2 separate regions of the Mus musculus genome follow, and region 2 is linked to region 1. Evidence: chromatin loops called from intact Hi-C (ENCODE). Cell type or tissue: heart. All regions are shown on one strand. Each heading gives the region's core, and the rest is flanking DNA. Links, peaks and the distances in the headings are about the cores only.

What was found. Peaks named below come from ENCODE experiments on the same cell type or tissue, not always from the same donor. Only the 100,000 strongest peaks of a DNase experiment are listed, where the experiment ranks them.
Region 2: a loop joins it to region 1, with 5 times the contacts of the local background. A loop is called at or near these places in 2 of 42 quality-filtered maps.

What each region holds. Positions count from the first base shown.
Region 1 is chr6:29,159,980-29,168,475 of GRCm38, forward strand. It overlaps Rbm28 (RNA binding motif protein 28), which reads right to left and starts at 4,745. Exons shown (of 19, transcript NM_133925.2): 1 at 4,512-4,745; 2 at 58-216. The coding sequence starts at 4,629. In heart, for the core only: CTCF peaks have their summits at 4,866 and 6,375 (motif pointing right); a DNase peak (open chromatin) is centred at 4,742; H3K4me3 peaks cover 1,489 bases; H3K27ac peaks cover 1,115 bases; H3K27me3 peaks cover 211 bases.
Region 2 is chr6:29,344,391-29,352,266 of GRCm38, forward strand. Calu (calumenin) reads left to right here and starts at 3,716. Exons shown (of 7, transcript NM_007594.4): 1 at 3,716-3,818. In heart, for the core only: no CTCF peak of the experiment used is centred there; a DNase peak (open chromatin) is centred at 3,661; H3K4me3 peaks cover 2,504 bases; H3K27ac peaks cover 2,139 bases.

The DNA.
Region 1 (8,496 bases), core at 2,766-6,765:
GGATCTTCTGGAATTTTCAGTGTCTTCCTAACCCTTGCAGAATTACTAGAAACTCACCATTTTTTCTCGTTTCCTTGGACTTGTTCCTCAGTTTTTTCTTGGCAACAGTCACATCGATCTTACAACCTTCAAAGGTAGTGATCTCCTTGAGGGCCCTCTGAACATCTTCCAGCATGGAGAAAGTCACGTAGCCAAAGCCTCGGCATGCCTTACTCCCTAGAACAAGGCACAAAGGCAGGGAACTGGAGTGAAAGGACAGAGGCTTCCAAGTCACGAGCACTGAACCAAGTCATCAAAGACTAAGCCAGCCTGTGTTCTACCCAGCCACCCAGTGAGCCGCCCCGGAGATAAGAGCCTCCATCGGAAGCTCCTTCCTCACTTGGAGGACCATTAATCTTCCTCTTGCTTCCACTTCAATGTCCCTGTTATCGCCTCTTCTTACCCCAGCCCTGTCAATCTTAAGACTATGGTGCACTCATGATACACACTAGGCTTTCACAAAAGAATTCAACATGTAACAACGAAAGAGCACCAGAAAGGAGAGGACATTACATGTGGTAGATCTGGAAACCCAGATGATAAGACAGTCTTCTCTTAGAAAACATCAGCAGCGAGGAAGGCTGAAAAAAGAACCTCAAAAGATACATAAATAAATAGACCCTGGTTTAGAAATCCCTAGGTGTTGTTTCTATCATACCATCAACACCTGGGCATTTCAGTACCAAATTAAATATTTCCAAAGAAGGTATAAATCCCTGGCCTCATTTTAGCTTCAGAACACTCCAAGCTAGGTAAAACAAGTATGACTATCCCTTTGTTCCAAGGAATAATTTGAGATAGAGAAAAATAAATGAATGTCAAAACAGTGCTAAGAACTAAGCTAAGGGGCTGGAGAGGTGGCTCAGTGGTTAAAAGTACTAACTCCTCTTCTACAGGACCGGGGCTCCATTCCCAATACCTAAATGGTGGCCTACAACCATCTGTAACTACAGTTCCCAGGGGACCCAATGACCTCTTCTGGCCTCCAAGGTCAGCAGGGCACCAGAGCACCACACACGGTGCACAGGCAAAACACCCATGGACATCAAATTAAGAAATTAAAATTTTTAAAATTTATTTATTTTATGTATATGAGTATACTGTAGCTGTTTTCAGACACACCAGAAGAGAGCATTGAATCCTATTATAGATGGTTGTGATCCACCATGTGGTTTCTGGGAATTGAATTTGGGACCTCTGAAAGAGCAGTCAGTGTTCTTTTTTTTTTTTTTTTTTTTTTTTAAGAATTATTTATTTATTTTATGTATGTGAATACACTGTAGCTGTCATCAGACACACCAGAAGAGGGCATCTGATCTCATTACAGATGGTTGTGAGACACCATGTGGTTGCTGGGAATTGAACTCAGGACCTCTTGAAGAGCAGTCAGGGCTCTTAACCGCTGAGCCATCTCTCCAGCCCTCAGTCAGTGTTCTTAACTGCTGAGCCATCTCTTCAGCCCAAGAAATTAATTTTTAAAAGAGGGGGATTAATAGTAAAACTGTAATTTCTTGCGCGCGCGTGCATGTATACACACACATACACACACACACACACACACACCAATGGAGATGTCTACCCATGGCCTGAAGAAGAAACCTTATACTCCACTTCCCTTTCAAATCCATTTAAATCTCCTCCAGAGGACATGTGTTATAGCACAGGGTAGTCATTTGTATAAACTGGTTGCATGGCTGACACATGACACCAGAAAACAAATGATGATATGAATGTTAGGGGAGGTACTGTCACTAAGGTCCTGCTCCCCAATTGGTTCTTGACTTGTCAAAACCCAATTGGTTCTTGACTTGTCAATAAAGAAGGCCGGGGTTGTGGGGGAGGGGAGGAGGGAGGGGTAAGGGCAATTACTGGATAAAGGTACAGGTGGGACATCTGGGTCCCAAGAGGAAAAGGAGACACAGGGAAAGAGAGAAGGGCTTTTCTGTCATGCTTTGGAACAAGAAGAAAACAGCAGTCATGATGTAAGGTCTAGAGGCAGCTAGGGCCTGCAGCCTATGCAATGGGCAGGGGCCAAGGATGTTGGTGGGGGCTAGCTGATGCAAGCCACTAAGTTTAGGGTGAAGGAGAGACAGAGATGATAAATGAAAAGGGCACATATTTCCAGGCAGGAGGTATCTGCGCCCAACAATTGTGCCTAGATGCAAGTTATAAAGGTAACGGAACAGTGTGTGTGTCTTTTATCCACGGATTCAAGGGTCTCGGGAGTGGGCTGATAACTCAACTCCTCCAGGAGCAAAGGTGGGTAAGAAAGAGAAGCCAGGTAAGTGCTGGCAGTGCAGATCCTAGAGCTAAGCCAGGAGAGACAAAAGCGAGCCAGGAAGGGCCAAGGGGTGGCAGCTCCTGGGCAAGGCAGTAATGTGTTTTTTTAAAACTACACATAACACGTGAAGATTGGTTTCTTTTCTCTTAGAACTTCCTCTCACAAAAGCCTATCACTCATCTTTCAAGAAATAAGAAAAAAACGAACAAACAAAAAAAGACCCTCCCCACTTCTCCATAAGTACAATAAAAATATAGCTGCTCATCTGTGAGGTTAGTGCCCAAATAAAGGCAAAACAGTAACTGTGTCTCCACGAAGAACTGCCACACACATTCAGACCCTCACAATTCTAAGTGCCATGCTAACCCCATTATAAAACACCCACCTCTCCTCTACACAGGAGTGCAACAGTTGTTTCTAGTACATCTCACTTGCCTGGATAGGAAGCTCATACATTTTCTTAAAAGGGGTATGAGAGACTGTAAGGATTTAGACCAAGAACACAGAAATCCACCTGCCTCTGCCTCCCGAGTGCTGGGATTAAAGGCATGCACCACCACGCCCGGCATTAATGTCCTTTTAAATGAATGTTTCTTTCTTGTTTTGTCTTTTGAGGACAACGTCTTATATAACCCAAGTAGGCCTCAACTTCCTGATCCTCCTGCCTCCACTTACTAAGTGCTGGGATTACAGTCAGATACCACCACTCCTGGCACAACATTAGTGTTGTAACATTTATTTACTTATGTGTGTGCAAAAGTATGGGAAAAATCTGGTAGGAGTTGGTTCTTTCTGTCTATCAGGTTGAAGTGGGTCCTGAGATCTCTTCTCGATGTACTCGTGAAAGTTGGACATAATTTATTCTTCTGCCAAGTCTTTCATTTTATCTGTCTCTCAATTAGATATTACTTTCAAACATGGGTGCTTCCTTCTACAATTGTTTGGGATTAAAGGTGTGTGCTGAAGCTGAGCCACACAACTAGAAATAGGATTTTCTAGTAAACACCACAATCTGAGGACTCAGTGTGATCGAATCTCCTGTCACACCTTCATTCACTTCCTCGTCACCCTGGCCACCAAGCTCTCTTCTCACACAAGGACATACTTGCTTTAATATCCTCAAGGTTGCTGTTTCCTGAATTCAGACTGTTTTATCCCCCCAGTTCTTAGTTCACTCTCCTCAAACAGGTCTTCCCTAGCCACCCTATCTACACACACACATTCCCTCTTTTGACTTTTCTCCTTAGCATAAATTTATCACCATTATCAACATATAGTTTGGCTATTTGTTGGCTGTCTTTCAAACCATAAGTGTATGAGAACAGAATCTGCGTCAGTGATTTAGTGTCACACACCTGTTGTATCCTAAGGGCAGCCAGCAATGTTCTAAAATACAGTTGGCATCCAACAAGTAATAAATAAATAAACAGATGAATGCATAGGATGTGCTAACGTGCTAATCAAACTGAGTCCTCTCACTAGCCAGATCAACTCCAGACCATTTAATGTCTTTAAAGATTATATTCCTTTATTTAAAAAAAATGGGGTTAAGGCTCTTTGTCCTATAAGATTGTTGAGAACATTAAGTAAGTTAACCCATGTCAAACTAAGCACTCTTCCGGCCTAGCAGCCATCTCAATAAGCCGCACTGGTGCTTTATTAAACGTTACTTTGGGATGTTTGTTGAAGACGGGGTCTCGCTATGTAATCCAAGTTGTCCTGAACTCGCTATTATATAGACCTGGCTGTCCTCGAATTACCAGCAATCCTCCTGCCACAGCCTTCCCAGATGCTGGGATTACTACCATTACTCCAAGCTAATGGGCCTGCGTTTGAACTCCTGAACACGCGTAATAAAGGGGAAAACGCAATGGAAACGTTAAGTGAGTGCTTTGCCTTTCATAAATCAACCTTATTGGCCGATCTCCAGCTGAGTCCGTTTAGAAAAGAATCTTAGCTCCCGGTCCCGTACTTCTGGAGAGAGCAAAGAACTTGCTGGGATGGCTCACGTCATTAATCGGAGGATTCAGGAGGCAGAAGCACACGGGCTACCGGTAGCGAATCCGAGGCCAGTTAGGGCTAAAGAGTGAGAGCCCTGTCTCAAAACAAACAGATCATAACTATAGAGCTCCCTGAAATTGGGTTGTTCCCATACCTTTGCACATGCCCTCTGCACCATCCCACTCCTTACCTTTCTCTGTCACCACGAAGCACTGCTTCACCGGACCCACCTGACTGAACAGCTCTTCCAGCTGATCGCTGCGAGCCGAGGGCGGGAGACGGCCCACGAATAAAGTCAGACCGGCCATGAGACCGAGAGACAAGCGCGTGAGGCTGCGAGCACCTCACGCCGGCGCGAGCGAGGGCTGGGATGAGCTCTGGCAGGAAGGCGGTGCCGAGTTGCCGGGAAATTCAGGAAGTCCTCTTTGCTCAAAAGAGTCCGGGAGGAAACGCAGACTGGAAGGAATAGTTCCGGAAAGAAAAAGAAAAATGACGTCCTGGGGGCGGAGCTTCTTGAACGACGGTCTCTGTGCAGTCCCAGCACCGCCCCCGCCACTGGGGGAAACTTGACATCAACAGCTTAAAATTCTCTTAAAATCTTTCATTTAGGAACTCGACCCCAAATTCACCAAAGCAGGCAGAAGTCATTTTCCCCCTAAGCCTGCCCTCATCTGACATAGAGTGGGTGTTCAATAAGTTTTTTTCTGAAGAGTTGCCACATATCACGCGGGGGGAAAAAAACACATATGCAAAACGTCATAGACACAAGCATGTAACATACATAATTTGAACTAGTCACATGTCCTCAGAAAACATGAGACAAACTGTCACTTGGCCGCAGAGACAAATTGTATCTACTAAAATCCCCAGAGAACAAATACTACGTACGAAATCATATTTTCAATTCTTACTGATTGAGCTCCTACTTATATATTAGGAGTAAAATTCATTGCCGAAAAAAAAAGACATGGTCCCTGCCGTCATATAAAATAGAGTCCAGAGTGAGAGACAGACGTTTATTTTTAAAATCTTACAAAATCTCTGCAAGATCACATCAGAGCACACGGAAGCCAAACATAACACCCAGCTATATGCACAGACCTAGGATGCACTGCTGCCCAGAGACAGAAGATCTTCATTTATGTCTGTTTATCAGACAGACTGGAGGCTACCCACAGTGTTTAACACTCAGTGGGCTTCACTGTCTGTCTTACATGGAAAAATGCTGTGCTTGCAGAATGCCTAGCTGCAAAAAGTACCCTAGGCACTTTTAAAGTCTTTACTTTTAAGTTACAACAGCTCAGTAGGTAGAAAACACCACAAAAGATGAAAGGCACAGTGAAAATCCCCAAGAGTTATCCACATTCAATATAATGGATGGACGGATGGATGGATGGATGGATGGATGGATGACGTGTAGGTAGTAGTGGTGGGAGGAATGTGCTAAGCATGAAATTTATGAAGTCCTAGTAGGCTTCAAATAATTAATATGTGCTTTTAGAAAAAGAACCCCCACCACAGTTATATTTTAAATAGATAAATCAGAAGAAAAGGCACTGAAATACAAAACAGATTGTCAAGGCTACCATAAAGTCGATCCTATCTTACATAAAAAGTAAAGTGGGCAAAAGAAGTAGAATCTTTTAAACAAAATTGGTTTGGAATTCCACATCCTCCTCAAGAATCAAATTCTAAGTGGGGCAGTGGTGGCGCACGCCTTTAATCCCGGCACTCGGGAGGCAGAGGCAGGCGGATCTCTGAGTTCGAGGCCAACCTGGTCTACAAAGCAAGTTCCAGGACAGCCAGGGCTACACAGAGAGACCCTGTTTCGGAAAACAACAACAACCAAGAATCAAATTCTATCCTCAAATACAAACTTGTATTGGGGGACCTAGTCATAGCTGTGGTAGATAAAGGGGGAAGAATTTAATATCCATTTGTAATCCTCCTCTCCCCTCAACAAACAAACAAACAAACAAACAACCGTTCTAAATACCCTAAGTCCAATTTTTCCTTAAAGGACAAAGACTAAACTGTTTCCCTACATCCATCAGGGGGCAGCATATACCCATAGTCAGGGTTCTGTGTCCCTCAGAATACACAGTAAAACTGAGCCTTCTCATCTTCCCCTTTATTCAGATGTGGATCCCCCATCTGTCTCCTGCCTCCTCCCCTTCTAGCCATGCATATCAGGAAGGGCATATGGTTCTTCAGCCAAGAATATTTGCTCATCCATCTACTCAGGACTCATGCAGTGTTCTTTATTAAATAGCAGGAGTCATGGAACCCTGCAAGGTGGCTTCCAAGGGAAATAAACTGCAGACCTATCCCTCATCCATCACTGTAGTGAAGCCTGGGAAGGAAAGAAGAGAAGCCTGGGATGTCCTTAGGCTTTCCCTCTGGCTCCACTCCTCACTCTCCCCAAAGGCTGAGCCTTCTATAAGATTAGGTAGTTCTTATTCTCCCCACTTCTCACAACTGTAATAATTGTTTGTGCTATAATGACTCTTCTATTAGTGCTTGCCTTTCCTCTGCATATCAAACATTCATAGTTTGTTTCCTTCTCTGCCTTTTTCAGTCTCATCACCTGATATATTTGAGCCTTCAACAAATAATTTTAAGGGAGTGGATTAATTCATGAATGAATGAAAGTTTATCATTCAGACCCTCCAAGTACCGATATTGAAACTGTAGGATGTATGCATTAGGATCTAACTCTATTCCTTCTGAGAAGCCTGCTTTGGGTAAGAAATAAGGCACAAGATAAAATGCGCAGCTAACTGAAGTCTTGGCTTCTTTGTGTGTGAAAAAGCTAGGGATTTGTTTTAATTTTTAAAAAGATTTTATTTATTTTATGAGTACACTGTAGCTGTCCTGAGCCATACCAGAAGAGGGCATCGGATCCCATTACAGATGATTGTGAGCCACCATGTGGTTGCTGGGAATTGAACTCGGGACCTCTGGAAGAGCAGTCGGTGCTCTTAACGGCTGAGCCATTTCTCCAGCCCAGGGATTTTTTTTTAATTTTGTTTTTATTTTTATTTGTAGGGGTGTGTGTGGATGAGAGATGTGTACACGAAGGACAAAAGACATCATCAGATCTCCTTGGTTTGAAGTTGATGGTGATTGCGAGTAGCTCAAGGTGGGTGCCAGAAACTCAAGTTCTCTGAAGTTAAAAAAAAAAAAAAGTTTTAACTGGGAGTGATTTATATGAAGGAAAATTAACAAAGTGTCGGATCTGGTGAGTACTGAGAAATGTTCCTCTGGCCTCCTTTCTCATCAGCTGCATTCAGAGCTCTCAGACGAGAAAAAAGCAAGTATCTGTGAGAGATGAACGGAGTCAGACTGGATGGGGAGGCTCCAGATTTGACTGCTGTGCTCAGGGGAGAGAAGTACATGGAGCCAATTAGATTCAGTGAGGAGAATGGGAAAGACCAAGCAGCTGGAGAGGATGAGTGTGAGGAAGGGATGACAGAGGGGCTGGGTGTAAGCGGAAGCAGAGGACAGGCAGCTGGGAGGGGCAATGGGGTAAGAAGGAGACAATTTCCCAGAGCAGCAAGCATCCCTTGCATGACACAATGCAGTGCCAATGCCGGGCCCACTGCAGCCACTATGACACCCAGTGAGAAATGCCTGTAATTAGGAAACTGGCAGTTCTCTGGGCCTCAGCCCAGAGTGAGGATGCAGCAAGAATGTCTGAGCCACACTGAGCCAGGTGATGGAGGAGGCACGGTCAGGACCACTCCAGGTCCATCCCTCAGCCTCACCTGCACTGCTGCTTCAAATTTCTCTTCTCTATCAGGACTCTTACCCTCCCTTAGATGGTCCTGGCTTCCCTCCTCCCTCTGAGGTCTTGAGGCCCTGGATACTGTCCTCAATCAAGACAGATCTTCATCTGCAGGGAACAAGAGCTTCAGCCCCTCCCCACCTCCCTTTCTGTATTCCTTTTGGCTCCTTGGCGCCTATCTCCAAACTCCATGAGCTGGTGATCCAAGTTTGGTGCATGTGTGATTGTGTGTGTGTGTGTGTGTGTGTGAGAGAGAGAGAGAGAGAGAGAGAGAGAGAGAGAGAGAGAGAGAGAGAGAGATTAGGAAGCTTCCTGTTTGTTTGTTTTTTTTTTCCACTTTGATCTTGATGTGTATGCCTCTCCAGGTCTCTATGTGATATGCAGGACA
Region 2 (7,876 bases), core at 1,270-5,269, 180 kb after region 1:
AAGATGAAACATGTTAAACTTCATCTGAGAACATGTCTGTATGGACTTCAGAACCGCTGGATAACCCTCCTCTTCAAGTCCATTGACAATTGAGTATCTATCTTAAGTAACTTTTCTCTTTTTGTTTCTTAAATCCCTTTATAATTAGGTATTTTCAGAAATTGTCTATGATACTTAATATTTTGCTTGGTATACAACTAAATAATAAATAGTGTTAATTTTGGTTTTAGTGAACTTACAAAATCATTATTAATCTTTTTGTATTTGTTTATTTGAATCCCCACCTTACTCAAAACTAGTTTTCATGTTTAAAAAAAAATCAAGTGTGGGCTGGAGAGCTGGCTTGGTGGTTAAGAGCATTTCTTCTTGCAGAAAATTAACTGAGTCCAACCAATTAAACTCTGTAAAAGGCTATAATATGCTTAGACGTTGAACAAAGTAACTTTACCTCCATTTACTTTAGCTAGAGGCAATTGAAGATGTGGTTAACTCTTTCCATTCATTTATACAGAAGACATACACCTCTAATAACTACAACATCCTTTAAGTTTATGCCTTAAGTGCTGAAGTCTCTTCATTAAATGAGTGTCTAAAGTATGCTACATTACAATAAGCTGGGCTTTTTAAATTAAATGATATTTATATTTTTCTAATAAAAAGGAAATAGACAAAACTACAGCGACTACTTATAGAGTCTCATTTCCATTTCTGCCATTAAAATAAAAAGTAAGATTTAGTTATGCCTACAAAGATCTTAATATTCTGACTTCTTTTGGGGGAATGGGAGTAGGCTTAACATTGAACCCAGGGCCTTCATTTTACTATTGTGCTACATCTATCACTGTTGTTAATATTTTGTACATAAAACATATAATCTTATTAAGAGAAAATTTATAGGAATATTATATTGTTATCTAATTTATTTTACGATGTGGCTTTCTATTTACGTTCCCCGACTAAATCTGGTTTAATACCAATATAATACAACAGATCTGGCCAATAGCCAGATAAGAGCTATGATAAATTAAATGTTGATGATCAGTCTTTCCTAGAGTTAGAGTTAGCCACTATATATAATCGAAATTATGGTTATGAAATCAAGCTGGCCAGAACCAAAACAAACAATTAAAAATATAATAGATTTGTTTTAAAACTCCAATTATAAATAATATGGTTCACAGAATACAAGTAACTGTAAACACAGGGATAAATATACAGTCAATCTAGAGTTGGTTGGTTTTTTGTTTTTAATTTTTGCTTGTTTAAATGCCCATTTCCTTCACTAGCTACTTTTATGCCACTGGGCCAGACAATGTTCTTGATTAGTGTGTGTGTGTGTGTGTGTGTGTGTGTGTGTGTGTGTGTGTTACTCTTAATATATGTCACATTGCGACAAATACAGAGGACTTAAAAATAGATCTGGACTATAATGGCCAGTAGATTTTAATGATATGATCCAGAAGTTGTCGTCTTAACAGCTTTAACAGGCTATTTCCCTCTCTTGAAGATTGCCCTCTGCCTACTACTCAGCCTCATCTACACCAGATGCTAGGAAGTGTTTCCTAGCAACATGGAGCATTAATAATATTCAGTAAGTACTATGTGTCCCTGCACCATGCACAAAATACAGTGCTTGGTCAACAGGGAAACAGTGGATGAGGGTGCAAAGAAAGCAGCTGCACTTTCAAACTGAACCTTCCTCAAGTCTTACTGGCTGATTAGACCCTCAGTGATGTGGTGAAGTCAGAACATTGCTAGTACATAGCCAAATTATTTTGGAACATATTTAACCTTCTTAATATCGATTTATTTAAGAACCTTTTACTTCTCTGTAACTGACCTAACAGCTTTATTAGGCAAGTCATGTGGACTGTAGAAACAAAACACTAATTTCCTTTGGAATGTATGGCTTAGCAGACCACTAGCTTTCACAACTCAAGAGCTAAGCGCATCATCAGATAATTTATCTGAGGGTTATACGGAAGGTTTTTTTTCACTTTGCTATAACCCATTCTCTGATGTTTCCATCAACGTAATTGAAAAGTAATTTTCTTTGTTCTATTACTATAAAAACTTCATCAAACTGTTACTACATTGGTACATGAAATCTGGGTTCCTAGTCATGGTCACTCACATTTGGCTCCATAATAAACTTTCTTTGAGATGAGAGTTGTATTTTGAGTTGGTGGTTTGGATGTTCCAAACAGTAATTGCACACTTTCCTTGTCTTAGGGCAAACTGATTTGCTTTATTGTCTTTCATGAACTTAGTCTTTGTTTTGACTGGACTTAAATTCTAGAGGCTTTGCTATTCATTTCATACATGTTGAAAATAAAGTAGCTCTCAGGCTGGTGAGATGGCTCAGTGGGTAAGAGCACCCGACTGCTCTTCCGAAGGTCCAGAGTTCAAATCCCAGCAACCACATGGTGGCTCACAATCATCCATAACAAGATCTGACTCCCTCTTCTGGAGTGTCTGAAGACAGCTACAGTGTATTTACATATAATAATAAATAAATCTTTAAAAAAAAGAAAGAAAATAAAGTAGCTCTCAATGAATACATGTTTTAATTTCATGGCATTGAGTAGGTGATGGGTTTACTAAGGTTATATAGTTCAGTGGTAGAATGGACAACTAGAATCCTGCACAGAGTCTGGGTTCAAACTCTCCTGTCCCCCGCCCCTCCAAACAAACAAACAAAAAAACAAATTGCTAATTTCCTATGTTTCTTTTAAATCAGGGGCCTTCAACGCAACGGGTTTCTTCCATTCAGTTTCTTCTATTCAGTTCACTTAGTATTGCTGAGAATTTCCTTGGACCTGGGCTGTAAGCTGGGAGCTCCTGATGTGTAAGTCAGGCAGATCTTATTTTGGCACTTGGTCTAATCGAAGACATAAGGACAAGCACCGTTATTAAACAATATCTGGCTGCGTACTGAAAATGCAAACTGCCAGGAAAGCACATGCGTATTATCTGTTTACTGACCAGGAAAGATTCCTAAAACTAACACCTTAACTGAGCACTGGCAACTTCACGACTACAGCTTCCCCTAAGACATTCCAGGATGACAACCTGTTTCATGACTGATGGCTTTCAGTAGCTGAAAAATCGAGAAAACATACTTCAGGCAGAGGAAGCCGCTTTGTGGACAAAGACCACATGGGTGTAAAATGTAAGGCTGTAAGGCTGTTAGGGGAGGCCGGGATCATGATGGTTTAGGCAGAGATGCGAAAGAGCATGGTGGGTGAGAATCGAAGCTGAAAGGTGCGTGTTGGCGGGGCGGAGAGCTGCTCAGTAGATCTGACTCTAGAGCCAGAAGTTGGGCTCATTCGCAGTGGGTGGTGACGTTACAGCGGGACTATTCCGGCCCCAGGGGCTTGGAGGCAGGAAGAAAGCCATCGGAATTACACTAGAAGCCTAGGGAATCAGGGTTGCCTGCCGTAAATGAGGTCGTTGCGGTCAGTGGGCCAAGGTCAGCGAGCCGCGCCCACACACCCAAGAGCAAGGAGCTGGGACTCAGAGTCCCCACGGGCTGGGCAACCCGAGCTGGGCGGGAATCCGGTCCACGCAACTCGGCGCGCTCGCGGGGACGTGGCGATTTCCAGCCAATCCCGGCCACGCGATTGTGAGACCAATGGCCGTACGAAGAAGCCATACGTCAGCAGTGATCGTGCCGGGGATTGGTGTGAAGACCCCCGACAAGTCGGATGGGGGCGGGGCCATTAACCACTTCCGGTTGGGCGGTGCTTGTGCGCGGGAGCTCACTCCCTGGGTGAGCCGCAGCCACGGTATCCTGCGGCGTGGAGCTCCCGGGAAAGGTAAGTTCTGTGGTGCTGGGTGGGTCCTGGTTCGCTCTTATTCTGTCCGTCGGCCCTGTTCCCCATTCGTAGTGGGTGTCCTCACTCCGGTCTCAGTGCACCGGGATGGGCCCGAGGCTCCACTCTGGCCCTCAGAGTGCGGTCCCCGACTTGCTGTCCCGCAGCTCTGCGGAAAGGGTTGTAGCTCCCGGGCCCTGCGCCCTCCTGGGCACCGTTTTTGTGCCTGGTTTCGCGCGTCCTTGATCTCCTCCCCGGGTTCCTCCACTCAGTGTCCCTGGGACTAGAGGGTCACTTTTGTTTGTTTCCTGAAGGTCGGAGAGAATTGGGTAGAGAGTTTTAGTATCCGCTCCCTGCCACCTCGCCGGACTCTTGGGAGCTGCCACCCCGCCCCAAGGCCACATCCCGAGAATTGAGTTGCAAGTGCCAAGAAAGAAAGTGTTAGCTGTCTTACAGGGTGTAGGAACATGGAGAACAAAACGATTGAAAACATAATGTCATTATTTTTAAAACTTCTTGTTAATTAGAAAAGAACGTCGCAGTTTTCTATGTTTGGCTGGATATTGTCATTAATGGAAATAGTTTTCACGTGTTAATTAGGGAGTTAATTACCTTTAAGTAATCACGGGTTTTTTGCTTGTCATTCCCAAGTGTTCTGATTTTTGATATGCTGTATACAGAAGTGAGCTTAATTTTAATTCGCGATAGTTGCTGTAATTAAGAGTGGTTTGCATTTTGTAAAGTTCCTTTTGCATGAGTGGGAAAGATCAGTGGATCTGCTAAGACTTTTGGTTCTTTGATCGAAATTCCTAAGCGTTCAAAGCCTTGGAACAGGGTTTTTTAAGAATTGCATTCACTTCCTGTCATGAACCATCAAGTCAGCATTAATAAGTTGGGAATGATAGCGCTCCAGTTTAATTTAACATGAAGGTAGAGTGACCTGGAGTGGCTGATAATTATTCTTTGCTATACCTGAAAGCTGACCCAGGAGAAGTATATATTTGACCTCATTCAGTTAGATTTAAGTATCGAGCAATAGTCACTGCTAAAGAACTTGTGTTCTTCTGTCCAAATGTGGGACCAGAGAGAACCTATTACTTGTGTGTAAGATACCTATTACTATTACTATGTCTGTCTGGTCCGACTATGAGTTTGGCAGTGTTTCAGGGGTCTCCAACAGGATATTTTGAAGATTCAAAAGGAATCATGAGCTCATAAAAAATATAAAGTATGTGTGTATTCTTCTCAATGTCATTCTCAATCATGGTTGGGCGCCATTCATATAGTGATATGTTAATTGATGTGTTATATCATTGCTTCAGTACAGGAGACTAATATGTTAGTATTAGCTTAATTTTTTTTTGTAACATAGATGTGCCAGGGATGTTTCCGGAATAGCCAGGAATAGTCATGGGAAATGCTTGATTAAGATCCTGGATTCTTTCTAAGTTCGAGGCCAGCCTGGTCTACAGAGTGAGTTCCAGGACAGCCAGGGCTATACAGAGAAACCCTGTCTCAAAAACCCAAAAAAAAAAAAAAAAAAAAAAAAATAATAATAATAATAATCCTGGATTCTCTCTGGGCGTGGTGGTGCACGCCTTTAATCCCCAGCACTTGGGAGGCAGAAGCAGGCGAATCTCTGAGTTCGAGGCCAGCCTGGTCTACAGAGTGAGTTCCAGCACAGCCAGGGCTACACAGAGAAACTCTGTCTCGAAAAACCAAAAAAAAAAAAAGGATCCTGGATTCTTTCTATATAAACTTGGTTTTTTTCCTCTGTGGCTTTGATGTTGTTTTGCATGTGAGAAAGTCTCACTGGTATCCTTGGCTGACCTGGAACTCATTATATAGAGCAGACTGGCCCCAAACTCACAGGAGATCAGCCCATCTCTACCTCCTGTATACTGAGAAGATTAAAGGGATGCACCACCACACCCAGCTTTTCTATGAACTTTAAATATAAATGCCGTTAGGCTGTAACACATTAGAATTAAACAGATGGAATAATATTTATGTATGGGGACAGGTAAACCCTACCTTGGCATGCTTGTGGAAGTCAGAGAGATGGCTCGTGAAAGAAAGCTCATTCTCACGTTCCACCATATAGATCCTTGGGTCCAACTCAAGTTGTTAAGTTGGGTGGCAAATGCCTTTACTGGCTGAATCATCTTGCAAGCCCCTAAAATCACATATTTGCCTATACCTGGCTTTGGGCCAGATCCAGTAATAGAATTGGAAGTTGGAAAGCACATCAAAGCCAAATTGCTGCCACATATCCCCCAATTGATCCAATAAAATGTGTTGGTTTCTAAAAAGTACAAGACTTTAGCTTGGGAGCTATAGAGAGACTTTTTTTTTAAATTTTTATTTATTTTATGTACATGAATACACTGTAGCTGCCTTCAGACACACCAGAAGAGGGCATTGGATCCCATTACAGATGATTGTGAGCCACCATGTGGTTGCTGGGAATTGAACTCAGGACCTTTGGAAGAGCAGCAGTCAGTGCTTTTAACTGCTGAGCCATCTCTCCAGCCCTAGGGAGATAATTTATTTAACTTATGTAGCAATTGTTTCAGAACTGCAGAATCTGGTGGGTGTGGTGGCTCGTGCCTGGAATGCTAGCTTTTAGAAAGCCCAATTGGGAGAATTGCCTCAAGCCAGAGGTCACTAAGCAGCATATGGAGTTCTGGGCCAGTATGAGCCTCAGTGAGACCCTCTGCCTCCACTCCACTCCACCCACACAAACCCGGGAAAGGGAAATGTCTTAGCCACTGAGGGTGTTTGCTGCCAAGCTTGACAGCCTGGATTTCAGATTCAGGACGTAAATGGTGCAAGGTGAGAGTTGTTCTCAGACCTAAGCCCACATATGCCCACATGCATGTACATGCACACACACATACATAAAACAGCATAGCTTGTGGTCATTATTGTGGAGTAATACAAATGAGTTTCAAGAAAATCAGTACAGCTGGGCAGTGGTGGCACACGCCTTTAATCCCAGCACTGGGGGGGGGGGGGGGGCAGAGGCAGGTGGATTTCTGAGTTTGAAGCCAGCCTGGTCTATAAAGTGAGTTCCAGGACAGCCAGGGCTACACAGAGAAGCCCTGTCTCGAAGAAAAAGAAAAAAAAAGGAGGAAGGAAGGAAGAAAGAAAGAAAGAAGAGAAGAAAATCAGTACAAACTTCTTCCAACTGGCGTTATCAACCATGGTAGCTAGGTCTTTTCATCCAAGATCTTGTTAGATTGCTTTTCTCCCCCTAAGATATTAAAATGATTTAGGCTTCTGACACTGAAGGAAGATTGGGCTAAAATAATTACACATTCTTTTATGCATATTAAACATAAATATACAGTAGAATCCAATACTAGACACCACAGCTTTTTTATCCCTGATGTTTTGATAGATTAAGTTGGCCAGTGAGTCATATACTAAAATTTCATCTCAGAGAACCTTTCCTACACACACAAGTTCTAGAACCTTTTTCTTGTAGTTTTTTTTTTCTTGAGGTGTCATTGTTTGAGATTTGTTTTTATTTTATATTTATGGGTATTTTGCCTGCATATGTCTGTGCACCATATATTGCAGTTCCTAAAGAGGACAGAAGAGGGCATAATTTCTTCTGGAACTGGACTTCCAGATAGTTGTTAGCCACCTTGTGGGTACTGAGAATGGAAGCCAGAGCCTCTGGAAGAGCAGTCAATTCACTTAAACACTGACCCTTCCCTCCAGCCCCATAAGTAAGTTGATTGTATGGCTAGAGATTTTTAGTTTGTACTTAATTGCTTTGGTTGTAGAACTGATGATACTCAGCCCTCTTGTATTTCTTCCACTTGATTGATTAGAATGTATTGGTAAACTAGAGTAAATTGACTGCACTAGACAAGTGTGAAATGATTTGTCATTAACATGCCTTTTAAGAGATGGAGAGTGGAATGATTTGACTTGTGTGTGACAGTCTATCAGTGGTTCTTCTACTAACGGCTGCACTTGAAGAATGCCAGTAACAAGGTCACCTTTATTTCTAGATTTTACATCCCAAGTCTCAGTATAGTTAAGATAAT